Linked DNA regions of Homo sapiens: all the other regions are linked to region 3. The links are chromatin contacts, found by Hi-C or POLR2A ChIA-PET in ENCODE. All regions are on one chromosome and are shown on one strand. Each heading gives the region's core, a stretch centred on a gene start or an enhancer-like site at or near the end of the contact. The rest is flanking DNA. Distances are from core to core; before and after follow the strand shown. Region 1 holds the start of CNNM2 (cyclin and CBS domain divalent metal cation transport mediator 2). Region 2 holds the start of PCGF6 (polycomb group ring finger 6). Region 3 holds the start of NFKB2 (nuclear factor kappa B subunit 2). Region 4 holds the start of OGA (O-GlcNAcase). Region 5 holds the start of FBXW4 (F-box and WD repeat domain containing 4).

Region 1 (2,700 bases), core at 31-2,530, 520 kb after region 3:
CTGGGACTACAGGCGCCCGCCACCATGCCCGGTTAATTTTTTGTATTTTTAGTAGAGACGGGGTTTCACCGTGGTCTACGATCTCCTGACCTCATGCTCCGCCCGCCTCGGCCTCCCAAAGTACTGGGATTACAAGCGTGAGCCACCAACGCCCGGCCTGAATGTTTTAAGTTTCAAGGAAAAGACCAATTTGGCAGCTACTCTGCTACCTCGTCACCTCCAGGTGACGTTGGGAGTACTGGGGAGCTAGGTTTCCAGAACTTTTTGCTCTTGAGTGACCTAAGACCCTAGCAGAGTTTGGTCAGTGTGATTAAGAATGAGCCTCTGTGGGTCTGTTTAGGATGCTTGCCCCCTCCCATTTCCTTAACTTGCCTGAATTCCTGCTGGGAATACAGATTCGGGGCCCTTCCCACTCTGTAAATATGGGAAAAGGTCTAGGAAGTATATACTCCTAGCAATAATATGTAGGGGTTCTATGACTAGGAAATTTGGGGAACTGTCCCCCTGACCGCTCCATCCGTAACTTCTGCACACCTTTTGGGGTACGCCGCCGACCTGGAAAGCGTTGCAGGGCGCTCATGCTGCCCGCAGGTGGCGCCACGTGATCGCGAGCCGCAGAGAGCCCGTACCCTAGGAGTCTCGAGGCGCGAGGACTGCTGGTCCGCAGCTGTGCCGGGGCCACCGACGCCGCTTACCCCGGCGGAGCGCCGCGCAGGTGGAGTTGGGGACAGCGGCCGGTGCCCCGGCTTTTTAGGCTGTGTGCATCCCAAGCCGCCTCTAGTTGGCTTCTCGGGCTTCCGGGGCAGGAGGGCGCGCGGCTTTGTGCCTACGAATTGAGAACTGGAGAGCCAGTAACCGGTGCACCGGGAACCTGCCGCCTTGCGCCGCAGGGCTTTAGTCCAAACCTGGCCGGTCCAGGCTCCGGGATCTACTACAGGGGCCCCTGGGGAGCGCGGGCCCCAGGGACGGCTCCTTCCCATTGGCAGCAGGACGGATGCCACGCCCCTTTTTCTTCAGCTCTCATCTTTGACTGGCTCTCGAGTCCCAGATGGCCACGCCCCCTCCCCTCGCACATACACAAGAGTCACGCGCCTTTCAGTTGGAAACTTGGCGTGCAGACGGGGACGGTGGCTCTCGTCGCCCCACCCACTTACCTTGCCATTGGTCCGCGGAGCGGCACACGGTCACGCCCCCATTCCAGCCCCCTGGCTGGGAGGGCGGGCACCCGCTTGTGATTGGCTGGTCGGCCTGCCTCTCGCGGGAGCAGCCGGCGCTCCTCTCCCTCCCTCTTTCCCTCCCGCGAGCCTCGGGGTTCCTCAGCTGGCTGAGGTGGAGTCAGTGTCAGTCAGGGAGGCGAACTGCTGAGCACTGGCCGCGGACGCTCCGTTGCAGTCTCGCCCAGGGGCCGGTACCTGCGCTCGCGCCGCCGGGTTGAAAGGATGAAGCCGCAGCTGGAGCAGCCACCCTATGATTGGCTGTGGCGCTTGTGAACCCAAAGTAAAGATGGCGGGCGGGCAGGCAGCCGCCGCACTGCCCACTTGGAAGATGGCGGCGCGCCGCAGCCTCAGCGCTCGCGGCCGGGGGATCCTGCAGGCGGCTGCGGGGCGGCTGCTGCCGCTGCTCCTGCTGAGCTGCTGCTGCGGTGCGGGCGGCTGCGCAGCGGTGGGCGAGAATGAGGAGACGGTGATCATCGGGCTGCGACTGGAGGACACGAACGACGTGTCGTTCATGGAAGGGGGGGCGCTGCGGGTGAGCGAACGGACCCGGGTCAAGCTGCGGGTGTACGGGCAGAACATCAATAACGAGACGTGGTCCCGCATCGCCTTCACCGAGCACGAGCGGCGGCGCCACAGCCCGGGGGAGCGCGGGCTGGGGGGCCCCGCGCCGCCAGAGCCGGACAGCGGCCCCCAGCGATGCGGCATCCGCACCTCAGACATCATCATCTTGCCCCACATCATTCTCAACCGCCGCACCTCGGGCATCATCGAGATCGAGATCAAACCGCTACGCAAGATGGAGAAGAGCAAGTCCTATTACCTGTGCACGTCGCTCTCCACGCCCGCCCTGGGCGCCGGCGGCTCGGGGTCCACGGGTGGCGCCGTCGGGGGCAAGGGTGGCTCGGGGGTGGCCGGGCTCCCGCCGCCCCCGTGGGCCGAGACCACCTGGATTTACCACGACGGCGAGGACACCAAGATGATCGTAGGCGAAGAGAAGAAGTTCCTGCTGCCCTTCTGGCTGCAGGTGATCTTCATTTCGCTGCTGCTGTGCCTGTCGGGCATGTTCAGCGGCCTCAACCTGGGGCTCATGGCCCTGGACCCGATGGAGCTGCGCATCGTGCAGAACTGCGGCACGGAGAAGGAGAAGAATTACGCCAAGCGCATCGAGCCGGTGCGCAGGCAGGGCAACTACCTGCTGTGCTCACTGCTGCTGGGCAACGTGCTGGTCAACACCACGCTCACCATCCTGCTCGACGACATCGCCGGCTCGGGCCTCGTGGCCGTGGTAGTCTCCACCATCGGTATCGTCATCTTCGGAGAGATCGTGCCCCAGGCCATCTGCTCCCGGCATGGCCTGGCTGTGGGGGCCAACACCATCTTCCTCACCAAGTTTTTCATGATGATGACCTTCCCCGCTTCCTACCCGGTCAGCAAGCTGCTGGACTGCGTCCTGGGCCAGGAGATAGGCACCGTCTATAACCGG
Region 2 (2,700 bases), core at 83-2,582, 960 kb after region 3:
CGCAGTGGCTCACGCCTGTAATCCCAGCACTTTGGGAGGCCGAGGCGGGCGGATCACGAGGTCAGGAGATCGAGACCATCCTGGCTAACACGGTGAAACCCCGTCTCTACTAAAAATACAAAAAATAAGCCGGGCGTGGTGGCGGGCGCCTTGTAGTCCCAGCTACTCTAAAGGCTGAGGCTGGAGAATCGCTTGAACCTGGGAGGCGGAGGTTGCAGTGAGCCGAGATCGCGCCACTGCACTCCAGCCTGGGCGACAGAGCGAGACTCCGTCTCAAAAACAAAACAAAACAAAACAAAACAAAAGGATCTTTACTGCCTAGTAAGCAGTAGCTTCAATAATTATACAGGACAGGCAACGTGGCTCACGCATGTAATCTTTCGGAAGGCCAGAGAGGGAGAATCTCTTGAACCCAGGAGTTCGAGAACAGCCTGGGAACATAGGGAGCCCTCCTCGCTACAAAAAAAAAAAAAAATGTTTAATTAGCCCGGCGTGGTGGCGCGTGCCTGTAGTCCCAGCTACTCCGGAGGCTGAGGCGGGAGGATCGCCTGAGGCCAGGAGTTGGAGGCTGCAGTGAGCCATGGTCGCGCCACTGCACTCCAGCCTGGGAGACCCTGTCTCAAAATAATTATAATTATTAACAGAACGAATGAGTTGGACTCGCAGAGCCTAAGTGACCTGCAAGAACTTCACAAAATAAGCGGGTAAAGACCCAGGCCGGGCCGGAGGCCTGTCGGCGCCACACGCCTAGGCAGCCGGGGCAGAGGTCGGGGGAGGTCCGCTCCAGTGCTCCGCGCGGCGGCGGCGCACTAGGATCGGGCCGGCGCCCGGCAGACGAGGGCCAGCTACGTCCCTGACGCCGCTTGGGCCCAGCGGGGTCGCGCGGGGGCTCTAAATACCTCCTCCTCGTCCTCCGAGTCCTGCCGGCCTCCCTCCAGCCTCAACGAGAAGTGACTCATGTCCTCCTCCTCCTCCTCTTCTTCCTCCTCCAGCTCCTCTTCTTCTTCCAACTCCTCGTCCTCGTCCTCGAAGCGGCCTCTGAAGCGGCCCAGGCTGCGCTCCGGCTCCAGCTCAGGGGGCCGGGAGCCGGAGCAGCCGGGAGCCCCCGTCTCAGACAGAGGCGCCGGTCCCTCCTCACCCGCTGCGGGTGCAGGGGTGAGGGCGGGCGGGGAGACAGGAGGCGGAGGCGGCAAGGCTGCAGCTCCCTCGGTTTTGGCAGCGCCTACGCTGCCCGCCGTCACCACCGCGACCCCCTCCATGGTCGGGAGAGACACCAGGCGAGGCGAGGCGGCGGGAGAGCGCGGGAGTTCGGCCGGCCTCGGACGCCACCACTGCGCAGGCGCGGCAGCCTGAGGGGCTCGCCGGGAAATGTGGTTTAGCGGCCCTCACCTCCGCGGGGCGCAAACCCTGCAGCTCCGGGGCAGGCTGCGGGGCGCGCGGGCCGCACTTTAAAGGAATCTCACCAGATTTTCTCCTTGGAAGGGGACGCTCTCTTCGCCGCCTTTTAAAAACAGCAAAATTGCTACCGTTCCAAGCAACAATATTCTGTTTGCATCACCTAATTCACAGAGCACTGAACTAGGTAGCATGTGACGTTGCATCACAAATAATAATCATTTCCACTTGAGTACCAATTATGCATTTCCTCTGTGGCAAATCACCTCCATCCAAGATTATTTCCCTTAGGAAGTATAAAGTTCCTGTTCTGAAGTATGTACGTTTATTTATTTTAAGGAATTATATAGTGTATTGATACAAGGTGAAAATCTAATCACTACTCAAAGATCATCCATGTCACCCCATCCCATAAAGCCCATTATATTGAATTCGAAAAGCTTTTTTTTTTTTTTTTTGAGACAGTTTCGCTCTTGTCGCTCAGGCAGGAGTGCAGTGGCGCTCACTTGCAACCTCCGCCTCCCGGGTCCAAGCGATTCTGCCTCAGGCTCCCAAGCAGCTGGGACTACTGGCGCCTGCCACCACGCCCAGCTAACTTTTGTATTTTCAGTAGAGACAGGGTTTCACCATGTTGACCAGGCTAGTCTCAAACTTCTGATCTCAGGTGATCCACCCGCCTCAGCCTCCCAAAGTGTTGGGTTACAGGCCTGAGCCAGGGCGCCGGGCCCAACAAACATTTATTGAGGGCCTACTGTAGCAGAAACTCAGACCCACCCAGGTACAACCCACCCCATTGCCCAATTTTATTAAGAGAGGTTTGGAGTTGGCTTAACATTATTCTTGCTAGTCCGGGCGCGGTGGCTCACACCTGTAATCCCAGCACTTTGGGAGGCCGAGGCGCGCAGATCATGAGGTCAGGAGTTCAAGACCAGCCTAGCCAACATGGTGAAACCCCGTCTCTACTAAAAATACAAAAATTAGCTGGGCATGGTGGCGCGTGCCTGTAATCCCAGCTACTTGGGAGGCTAAGGCAGAAGAATCACTTGAGCCCAGGAGGCGGAGCTTGCAGTGAGCTAAGATCGTGCCACTGCACTCCAGCCTGGGCTACAGAGTGAGACTCCATCTCAAAACAAAACAAAACAAAACAAAACAAAACAAAAAACAAAAAAACCATTATCCTTGCTAAGATAATGCCAGCTAATGTCACGATGCCTGCAAGAAAGATTCGGGAAGTCAAATGCTCCTAATCAAATAATGCCTGGCAAAGTCACATTTAAGAGCTGAATGTGACCAGGCACAGTGGCT
Region 3 (2,700 bases), core at 100-2,599:
GAGCCTGTCCCCTCTCAGGGGCGCGCCCGAGTCGCTCCGGGTTGGCTGCGCCAGTCCAGAGTTAAACTTTCAGCCAATGAAAAAGGGCGCGAGGCGTGACGCACGGAAACGTCATGGGAATTCCCCCCTCCGGGGGGCCGAGAAGGGGCTTTCCCGGCCCTGAGCCCTGCTGGCAGGCGAGGTGTCGCGACCGGTCCCAGGTGGGTCGGGCGCGGAGAGAAGCCGCAACCAGAGCCGCCGCCACGGTGAGTGGCTGGATTCAGACCCCTGGGTGGCCGGGACAAGAGAAAAGAGGGAGGAGGGCCTTTAGCGGACAGCGCCTGGGGCTGGAGAGCAGCAGCTGCACACAGCCGGAAAGGGCGCGCAGGCGACGACACTCGGATCCACGTCGACACCGTTGTACAAAGATACGCGGACCCGTACGTACACCTGTACCTGTGCTGGCGCACACACGGCAGCGTCCGTGCAGTCGCACTCGCACACACATGCACACGGAGACGTGCCCACCGGTGCACTGGTGCCTGCACCCACACCCTTCACGCACAAACTCAAGATACGCTCACCCGTGTCCGTACATCAAGACAGGCGCTGACACACACCCACACTGAGAAGCTCGGGATTCACCTATCTACACACATGCTCGCTTGCACACTCATGTTGACGCCATGGACACACAACATGCAACCAAGCACTACAGCCGAAACACACTTGTGGAGCTGTGATGGAGACACACTCTTGTATTAGGTGGGGGGGGGGGGGGGGGAGCGTGCAGAGATCTCCCTGTCGCCTGCGCGCCCAGAACCGGTGCGGTGTGGGACCAGCTGCTGTTGTGAGGTTTGGGAGAGAGAGAAAAGAGCCCACTCCGAGGAGGAGACACTTTTCCCGCAGCCCCAGAATCGCGTTCTCGGGGCAGAACCCCGGGGCCTCCCACAGGAAAGAGCCCCCGCCTACAGGCTGTTCGAAGGGGAGGCCGTCCGACAGCAGGAATGTCCCCCCAAAAGCCCCCGGGGTTTATCAGCCGTGGCCTCCCTCCTGGCAGAAAATCCCAAGGTTGCTCCAGACCGGGGGAGGGGAGCGGGAGGCGGACTTGGCCCCAGACTGCCAGCCTCCTCCCGGCCGTGAAAGACCCTCCTGTTCCCTGCCCTGGAGGGAGGAGGGGGCTTAACCCCCACCGGGGCTTCCCGGATTCTCCTAGACCTCTGCCCGCTGAAAAGCAGCGGGAGCCCGTAGACTGTCGAGGGCCTCCCGCCCCTCCCGTCGCGAGGGCGGGGCCAGTGGCGTCATTTCCAGGCCCGCCCCCTCCGGCCCCGCCTCCCCTTGGTATTTTCGGGACTTTCCTAAGCTGCTCTAACTTTCCTGCCCCTTCCCCGGCCAAGCCCAACTCCGGATCTCGCTCTCCACCGGATCTCACCCGCCACACCCGGACAGGCGGCTGGAGGAGGTCGGACCCTCCCCCAAATCTGGGCCCCCATCTCCCGCCCACCCCCATTTAGATCTGACCCCCTCCCCCACGCCACTCCTCCCAACTTTAGGCGGGCGTCTAAAATTCTGGGAAGCAGAACCTGGCCGGAGCCACTAGACAGAGCCGGGCCTAGCCCAGAGACATGGAGAGTTGCTACAACCCAGTGAGTCATGCCGCCTGCCCCTGACCCGGCCGGCTGCCCCTCGTGTCTGTCCACCTGTCTGCCCGAGCCCCCTCTGCTGCCTTACACCTGTATGCTCGCAGATGCTCTCAGCCTGCCAGTCTGTCCATCTGTCTGCAACTCTGCCTCCAAAAGGAGCTTTCTCTTGGGTCTGAGGAGGAGGGGGGAGTGACCACTGAAGACTTGGAGATGGGAGGTGGGGCTGTGGGGGGTGCTGAGAGTCGGATGCCACCCCCAGTCTGTCTCCAAACCAGGGTCTGGATGGTATTATTGAATATGATGATTTCAAATTGAACTCCTCCATTGTGGAACCCAAGGAGCCAGCCCCAGAAACAGGTCAGCAAGTTCACTAACCTCCCCTAGTCCTAAAGCGGGGGAGGGAGAGCATGTGCCCTCTCTCTGGGGGAGGGGCTGGGAGATCGTGGCTCAGCAAGGTCTCTCTGTCCCCAGCTGATGGCCCCTACCTGGTGATCGTGGAACAGCCTAAGCAGGTGAGTGAGCAAAAGGGAGGGTGTGGAATGGCTTCAGCTTTGGGGACAAATGGGGTAGTGGTAGCTGGCTGGCCATGGAGGAGCCATTGCCGAAGGAGGCCACAGGGGATTGGATGGTCACTGCTGCTGATCAGAGTGCTGTAGTTTGGTTCAGGGCTACTACCAGGCACTGCGGTCACTGCTGGCCTGGGTGGTCTTCCCTGATCACAATGCTACTATGCCCTTGGACCTTCAGAGAGGCTTCCGATTTCGATATGGCTGTGAAGGCCCCTCCCATGGAGGACTGCCCGGTGCCTCCAGTGAGAAGGGCCGAAAGACCTATCCCACTGTCAAGGTGAGCCAGGATGGTGCTGGAGGGTGGGCTAAGTGGACAGCATGCCCAAGGCCCTGACTGACAGTCCCTGCCTCTCCTAGATCTGTAACTACGAGGGACCAGCCAAGATCGAGGTGGACCTGGTAACACACAGTGACCCACCTCGTGCTCATGCCCACAGTCTGGTGGGCAAGCAATGCTCGGAGCTGGGGATCTGCGCCGTTTCTGTGGGGCCCAAGGACATGACTGCCCA
Region 4 (2,700 bases), core at 158-2,657, 580 kb before region 3:
TACAGAGCTGCAAGGTGGACTATCTGTCCATTCTCATCCAGAAACTGAAACAAGCATCTGGTAATTTTCCCTCACTACCAAAAAGTCCATCGTTCTTTTCGACTGTAAATGGGAAAAAAGGCGAGAAGGGCATTTTTAAAGCCGCTTCTGCGGTCACTAAATTCCAATTACGCATCTCAGATACTTCGAGAATCTGTGATTAAAGCCAAAGTTTCATCCCTCGAGAGCAAAGTACAGTAGCTGGGAAAGAGGGCAATTTTCTAAGTTGCAAATGAATCTTTGCGGGGGTGGGGGGAAGCAACAAAAATATTCTAAGCCAAGTGGAACTTGAAATACTATAGGCCAAACGTGCTTCTCTTCACTCCAGAAGTACAAGCACGTCAGTGTGGGCCGATTTTCCACAAAGGGTGGTGACAGAAGCACTACACATATTTTTTCACTGGAACCAGACAACCCTAGGGAATAAGATCCCAAGGTACAAAGAAGTAGAACTCAGAGGCTAACAGAACACCAGGCTCTTAACCACCGCCTCCTTAGGAGGTGGCCTGGCTCCAAGCCCAAGACGGGTGGGGTCAGACTTGTGAGTGGCCAGGGGGGAATTCGACGCCGTCTTAAGACGTGCAAGGAGATTCGCCCAACATCTCGTCTCTCCCCTCGCTTTAGGAGGGCCACATTTCAGACCCAGAGGCTTTCCGGCCTTTTAGAGTCTCCAAAATCCCCGCCACCACCCTCCTCCCGAGGACAGAACGTGTTAGTGCCAAAACGGGGAGGGAAGGAGGGCGCTCACCTTCCACCACACCGCAGAGGAACCGCCGAGCCCCTCCTGCAGCCCCGGCCACCGCCGCTCCCCCAGCCCCGGCGGGGTTGTCTTCTCCGGGTGCCGGAGCTGCCGGCGGCTCCAGCGATGCCCCCGCAGAGGCGGCAGGGTTGGAGCTGAGCTCGCTCTCCCGCTCCTCCAACGTCGCTTGACTCTCCTTCTGCACCATCCTCCTGCCCCCGGCCGCTGCCACCTCTGCGGGTCCTCCTCGACCTCTGTCCGTTGGGGCACCGGCCCGGAGCCCTGGAGAGGGCTTCAGCTCCAAGTGTGCGCCCCTCCGGCTCCTTCCCCTCCCCCTCTGCCCTTCCCCCTCCCTCTCCGCAGGGACCCGAATGCCCGGATGAGAAGGGCGGCGGCACCGGCGCGAGCCCTTTGTCAGCCGCAGCCTCGGCTTTAAGCTGGGGCGCCAGAAGCCTAAGCGGAGAGCGAGGCTGTGACCTCTCGTTCCCTGGAAGAAGACGGCCAAGGGTCCTGTCCTCGTTCTCTGCCTCTGCTGCCCTCCCGATAATCTTAGGTCTTCCGCTGTTTCCCCTCCAAGCCCCGAGCTCTCCCTCTGCTGCTGCCTCCACCGCCCGCTTCCTGTTTATCCGCACTGCGCTTGCGCTGCAGACCGGCTCAGACCGGTCCCCTCCGCCCGGCTCCCCCGCCTTCTTTGGGGCTAGCCTATTAAGCTTCTTTAGGTAGGGGGAAATAGAACAGGAGACGCGAAAAGCAGAAGGTAATGAAGGCAGTGGAATGTACCATTTCTGCTTGCCACCCTCCGAAACAAGCCTGGCACCCTGGGACGGACGGACCATTACCCGCCCCGAAGGAGGGGAGTATGGGAGGAGGCTGCCGCCGGTTGGGGCAATAGGGAGAAGGGGGGAAGGTGAAAAGGAGAGGTGTTTATTCTCTCAGTGCGCAGGCGCGGAGCCGCGGCCTCTCGTTCTTAAAGAGATAGGAAAGAACTGACCTACTTTCTATGGAGATTCTTGTAATAGGTGGGCTCATTACATCTGCCTAACCCAGGCTTGGTTCGGTAAAGACACCATTCCAAGGAGCTCAGCTCACCCCTCTGCCTTGAATCATTTTCCCCTAATCCCATTTAAAATGTAATCATTCGTTCATTCCTTCATTCAGTAGACATCTATAGAGCTTGCCTCGTGCTGGGCTCTAGAACACTATGAGCTCACAGTACGGTGGTGGAGACAAGCCACCACACACGCAGTTCCCACAAGGTGTCCCCAAGAACTTCGGAGCTCAGAACAGGTGATACTCACTCCTCCTTTGGGGAGAGGCCGTGGGCATGGCTTCACTTTTCAGCTGGATTATAAAGGATGTGAAGTTAGCCTGACTGAGCAGAAGGGGAGGGAAGACAGCACTCCAGGAAAGTGGAACGAACAACAGAGTCCAAAGGTAGGGAGGCATGAAAAGCCTGCCTTGTTTGGGAATGGGGAGCGCGCGGTGTGTGCAGTGGGGCATGAGATCCCTTCGGCCTCGGCATGGGCATCGCTTCCTTGGGAAGCCTTCCCTGAGCCCTAGATGGGTTTGGGTCTCCTTGCTGTATGTTCTCAGAGCTCTCTTGTAGACCTACCCTAATGCACTTTACATTTATGATGCTTGAGAAATCTATCTCAACCTGTGAGGTATAAACATGAAATGATGATTAAGACTTAGTAATGTCCATCTTACACTTCAGTCTGATATTTACCTTCTTTAGCCGTAGCCCAACTTGTAGTTTCAGGGACTTTCATGGTCCCTCTTCTTTTCAGTCCTGGATTGTTGAGATGGGGGTTAGGAGCAAACTTTTTTTTTTTTTTTGAGACAGAGTTTCACTCTGTCGCCCAGGCTGGAGCGCAGGAGCGCAGTGGCGCAATCTCGGCTCACTGCAGCCTTCACCTCCT
Region 5 (2,700 bases), core at 61-2,560, 700 kb before region 3:
TGGCTGAACACTGGGACCGAGGGCTTCTCTTAAGGTCCGAGCCCTGAAGCTTAACAACCTTTAGAAAAGGGTAGGGAGGATGAAAGATGAAAGTCCACAAAAATTTATGATAGACCACTTAAGGAACCTGAGTCCTAGACCTGGACTCAAGGAATCGTCCAAAGCACCGTACCAGACTGGCTCCTCTGGGGCGAAGGAACCGGGGCAGCTAAACCTCTGCAAAAACACACAATCGAAAGCTGTAGGGAGTGCCTAAGATGGCTAATTGTGAGGAGCGGCCCACCCGGGAGGGTGCCTACTGAGGGATGCTCTCGGGAGGCTGCCTCAGATGGAGGCCTTGGGGAGGAGGGGCAAAGGGGTCCCCGAGAGTGCTCGGGAAAGGGTGTAGGCGGAGGTCAGGTGTAGGCCTAGAAACTCGGGGTGCGACACGACCCTGGGCCGACCAGGCCGCGGCGCCCCGCCCTTTCCCGGGACGCGGGGCCGGCTCGGGGCGGGGAGCGGGCGGGCGAGCGGACGCTTACAGGTCGGTGCCGAGCCGCGTGAAGCCGGAGTTGAGCGAGGCCCGGGCTATCCGGCGCCAGAGCAGATCGCAGCTGGTGAAGCGCCGCAGCCAGCGGCACACCTGGGCCAGGCGGCCGAGGGCCCGCATGTCCAGGTAGGAGCAGATGAGCAGCAGCAGCTCCTCCGGCAGGCGCCAGAGCGCAGGCCCCGCGGCCGGGCGGGCAGCCGACTCCCGAGCCGCCTCCTCCTCCTCCTCCTCCTCCCCGGCCGCCGCCGCCATGGCCACCCCTGTCCCCGCGATGTCGGCCCAAGCCTGACCCCCTCGTCCCTGTGCTCTTCCCGGCCTGGCGCCCTCCCGCCGCCTAGCCCTGACCCTCCATTCCTCCTTCTTCCCATACTCTCTTCCTTGTGCCTCCTTCCCGGCCCCTGCGCTCCCCTCGACTCCCTTGACGATGCCTCTCGCCCCTTCCTCCACGCTTCTGCCTCCCTCTGCTTCCTCCCTTGGGCATGCCCTCGCTCCCGCGTCAGCCCCCGGCCCGGCTGCCTCCTTCGCCGTCTGCGGCCCGGGCTTCCCTTCCGCCCCGCTTCCTCTTCCGCCTTGCCCCGCTCTCGCTTTTCCCTTCCCCTTCCCCTTCCTTCGCTTCCCCCTCGCCACCCTCCCTTCCTGCAGCTTCCTCGCCTCTCCGCCCTCGCCCTCGCCGGGCCCGCCGTTCCCGGGGGGCCCCGAGCGGCCCTGGCTGCCCATGAGCGGCCGCGGGGCCGGCCCGACGCGGAGCCCAGCCCGAGCCGCCACCGCCGCCGCCCCGGGAGGAGGCGACACCATGTCGGACCGGGTCACATGGGGCGGCGCGGGCCGAGCCCTGGGCACGCCCCTCACACCTGCAGCCTTGGAGCCACTTCGGGGTGCGGGCTGGGGCCGGGGCGCTGACACCACCCCCGCATCCCCGAGAGCGCTTGGTGGAAGCACAGGAGTTCGCGCTGCAAACACGTGAGGCCGGTTTCAGGGCCCTGCCTGAGGCCACAAGAGGACCCGCTGCCCTCAGGAAGCGGCCATTTGGAGCACCTGCCCTCAAGAAGCCCCTAGTTGGGTGGCCTTGCCCCTCTAGAAGCCCTCCTCTTCCTCGAGTGATGCCTCCTTTCCACGGGCCACATGTGAGGGCCCAACGAATCTGCAGCCCTAGAAGTTGACAGGTTCCATAGCTTAGGTTCTCACACAGGCCCGGAAGCACGGTCCTGGCGTGAGCTTGGGTGTTAGACGTATTTGGGGATTTGCAGTCTTCTAGATCCTGAGTCCATAACTTCAAAAACAGTCATGTATCAGGAAATGGCACAGCTAGGGCTTCTTATCAGTCACCACCCAAGTGCAAGTGGATTCTCCAAGGACTCAGCATCCATTCTTCATACCACCCATTCGATTCACATGGCATTAATCTGAAGGGAGAGCTACTGAGGTCTAGACCTGTGCTGTCCAACAGTGTCCTCCCTCGTCACATGTGGCTGCTGAGCATTTGAAATGTGGCTAATACAAATTGAAATGAGCTATAAGTGAGAAATGCACACCAGATTTTGAAGCCATACAAAAAAAAGAATGCAAAATATCTCATTAATAATTTTATATTGATTACGTGTTGAAGTGTTAATATTTTGGATACGCTGTATTGGGCTAAATACAATATATTTTAATGTAACTACTAGAAAATTTAAAATTATACATGGGACTTGCATTTGTGGCTCGGGTTATTTTTCTATTAGCATTGGGCTAGGCAGTAAAACTTGGAGGAGGGGAGGAAGATGCCAATTTCTGTCTGTTTATCCTGTACTCCAAATCCAGGTAGGAAGGATTGGAGAGTTTTCTTTTGTACTTATCTACATCTTAACACTCATTTTCAGGGAGCAGGGAAGAATAAAAATTGACCCTGAAAATTATTCAACACCTAGCATAGCCAAAGAGAAACCTAGGGAAGCAACTACATTGTATTATGGTGCTGCAAGAAGCATCATGTAACAAGGTCAGACCGGAATCTGGCTTTGCCCTAGAATTACTTTTTGATCTTAGCAAAACAACAACAAAAAGCCCCACCTATCTTGGCCTTTTAGTGTTCTCAATCTGTAGTGGAGATAATGCCTCTGCCTTACTTTCGAGGGATAAATGAGATGATCCCTGTAAAATGCTTTGAACTCCTCTAAGAAAATTCTTAA

Evidence for each region. A loop is a pair of places that touch in the nucleus more often than their neighbours do. ChIA-PET counts read pairs that join two places held with the same protein, here RNA polymerase II (POLR2A). Pooled maps may share reads with other maps.
Region 1: a loop to region 3 is called in a map of CD4-positive, alpha-beta memory T cell, with 12 times the contacts of the local background. The contact joins the promoter of CNNM2 here to the promoter of NFKB2 in region 3. A Hi-C loop is called at or near these places in 1 of 168 maps with a recorded cell type or tissue (CD4-positive, alpha-beta memory T cell), 1 of 37 single-sample maps with no recorded cell type and 7 of 50 pooled maps. POLR2A ChIA-PET finds 5 or more read pairs at or near these places in 2 of 52 experiments (A673 and Caco-2).
Region 2: a pooled map shows a loop between it and region 3 (5-fold over the local background). The contact joins the promoter of PCGF6 here to the promoter of NFKB2 in region 3. A Hi-C loop is called at or near these places in 1 of 168 maps with a recorded cell type or tissue (naive thymus-derived CD4-positive, alpha-beta T cell), 1 of 37 single-sample maps with no recorded cell type and 7 of 50 pooled maps. POLR2A ChIA-PET finds 5 or more read pairs at or near these places in 1 of 52 experiments (naive thymus-derived CD4-positive, alpha-beta T cell).
Region 4: a map of naive thymus-derived CD4-positive, alpha-beta T cell shows a loop between it and region 3 (5-fold over the local background). The contact joins the promoter of OGA here to the promoter of NFKB2 in region 3. A Hi-C loop is called at or near these places in 1 of 168 maps with a recorded cell type or tissue (naive thymus-derived CD4-positive, alpha-beta T cell), 7 of 37 single-sample maps with no recorded cell type and 15 of 50 pooled maps. POLR2A ChIA-PET finds 5 or more read pairs at or near these places in 4 of 52 experiments (OCI-LY7, activated B cell, activated CD4-positive, alpha-beta T cell and 1 more).
Region 5: a pooled map shows a loop between it and region 3 (10-fold over the local background). The contact joins the promoter of FBXW4 here to the promoter of NFKB2 in region 3. A Hi-C loop is called at or near these places in 2 of 37 single-sample maps with no recorded cell type and 7 of 50 pooled maps.

What each region holds. Positions count from the first base shown.
Region 1 is chr10:102,917,014-102,919,713 of GRCh38, forward strand. CNNM2 (cyclin and CBS domain divalent metal cation transport mediator 2) reads left to right here and starts at 1,281. Exons shown (of 8, transcript NM_017649.5): 1 at 1,281-2,700. The coding sequence starts at 1,468. LOC107984265 (a long non-coding RNA gene) reads right to left here and starts at 1,322. Exons shown (of 3, transcript NR_160733.1): 1 at 1,155-1,322. RefSeq lists enhancers at 234-920, 921-1,607 and silencers at 1,077-1,256, 1,867-1,956.
Region 2 is chr10:103,349,808-103,352,507 of GRCh38, forward strand. It overlaps PCGF6 (polycomb group ring finger 6), which reads right to left and starts at 1,333. Exons shown (of 10, transcript NM_001011663.2): 1 at 900-1,333. The coding sequence starts at 1,259. RefSeq lists an enhancer at 561-1,066 and a silencer at 1,232-1,461.
Region 3 is chr10:102,394,356-102,397,055 of GRCh38, forward strand. NFKB2 (nuclear factor kappa B subunit 2) reads left to right here and starts at 1,350. Exons shown (of 23, transcript NM_001322934.2): 1 at 1,350-1,441; 2 at 1,533-1,625; 3 at 1,898-1,979; 4 at 2,094-2,134; 5 at 2,370-2,468; 6 at 2,549-2,700. The coding sequence starts at 1,605. RefSeq lists a silencer at 1-15 and enhancers at 26-315, 1,366-1,415, 1,826-1,945.
Region 4 is chr10:101,817,037-101,819,736 of GRCh38, forward strand. It overlaps OGA (O-GlcNAcase), which reads right to left and starts at 1,408. Exons shown (of 16, transcript NM_012215.5): 1 at 788-1,408. The coding sequence starts at 986. It overlaps KCNIP2-AS1 (KCNIP2 antisense RNA 1), which reads left to right and starts at 2,032. Exons shown (of 3, transcript NR_045118.1): 1 at 2,032-2,212. RefSeq lists enhancers at 941-1,516, 1,318-1,437 and silencers at 968-1,027, 1,108-1,167.
Region 5 is chr10:101,693,860-101,696,559 of GRCh38, forward strand. FBXW4 (F-box and WD repeat domain containing 4) reads right to left here and starts at 1,311. Exons shown (of 9, transcript NM_022039.4): 1 at 522-1,311. The coding sequence starts at 1,246. RefSeq lists an enhancer at 1-70 and silencers at 381-840, 1,121-1,170, 1,201-1,480.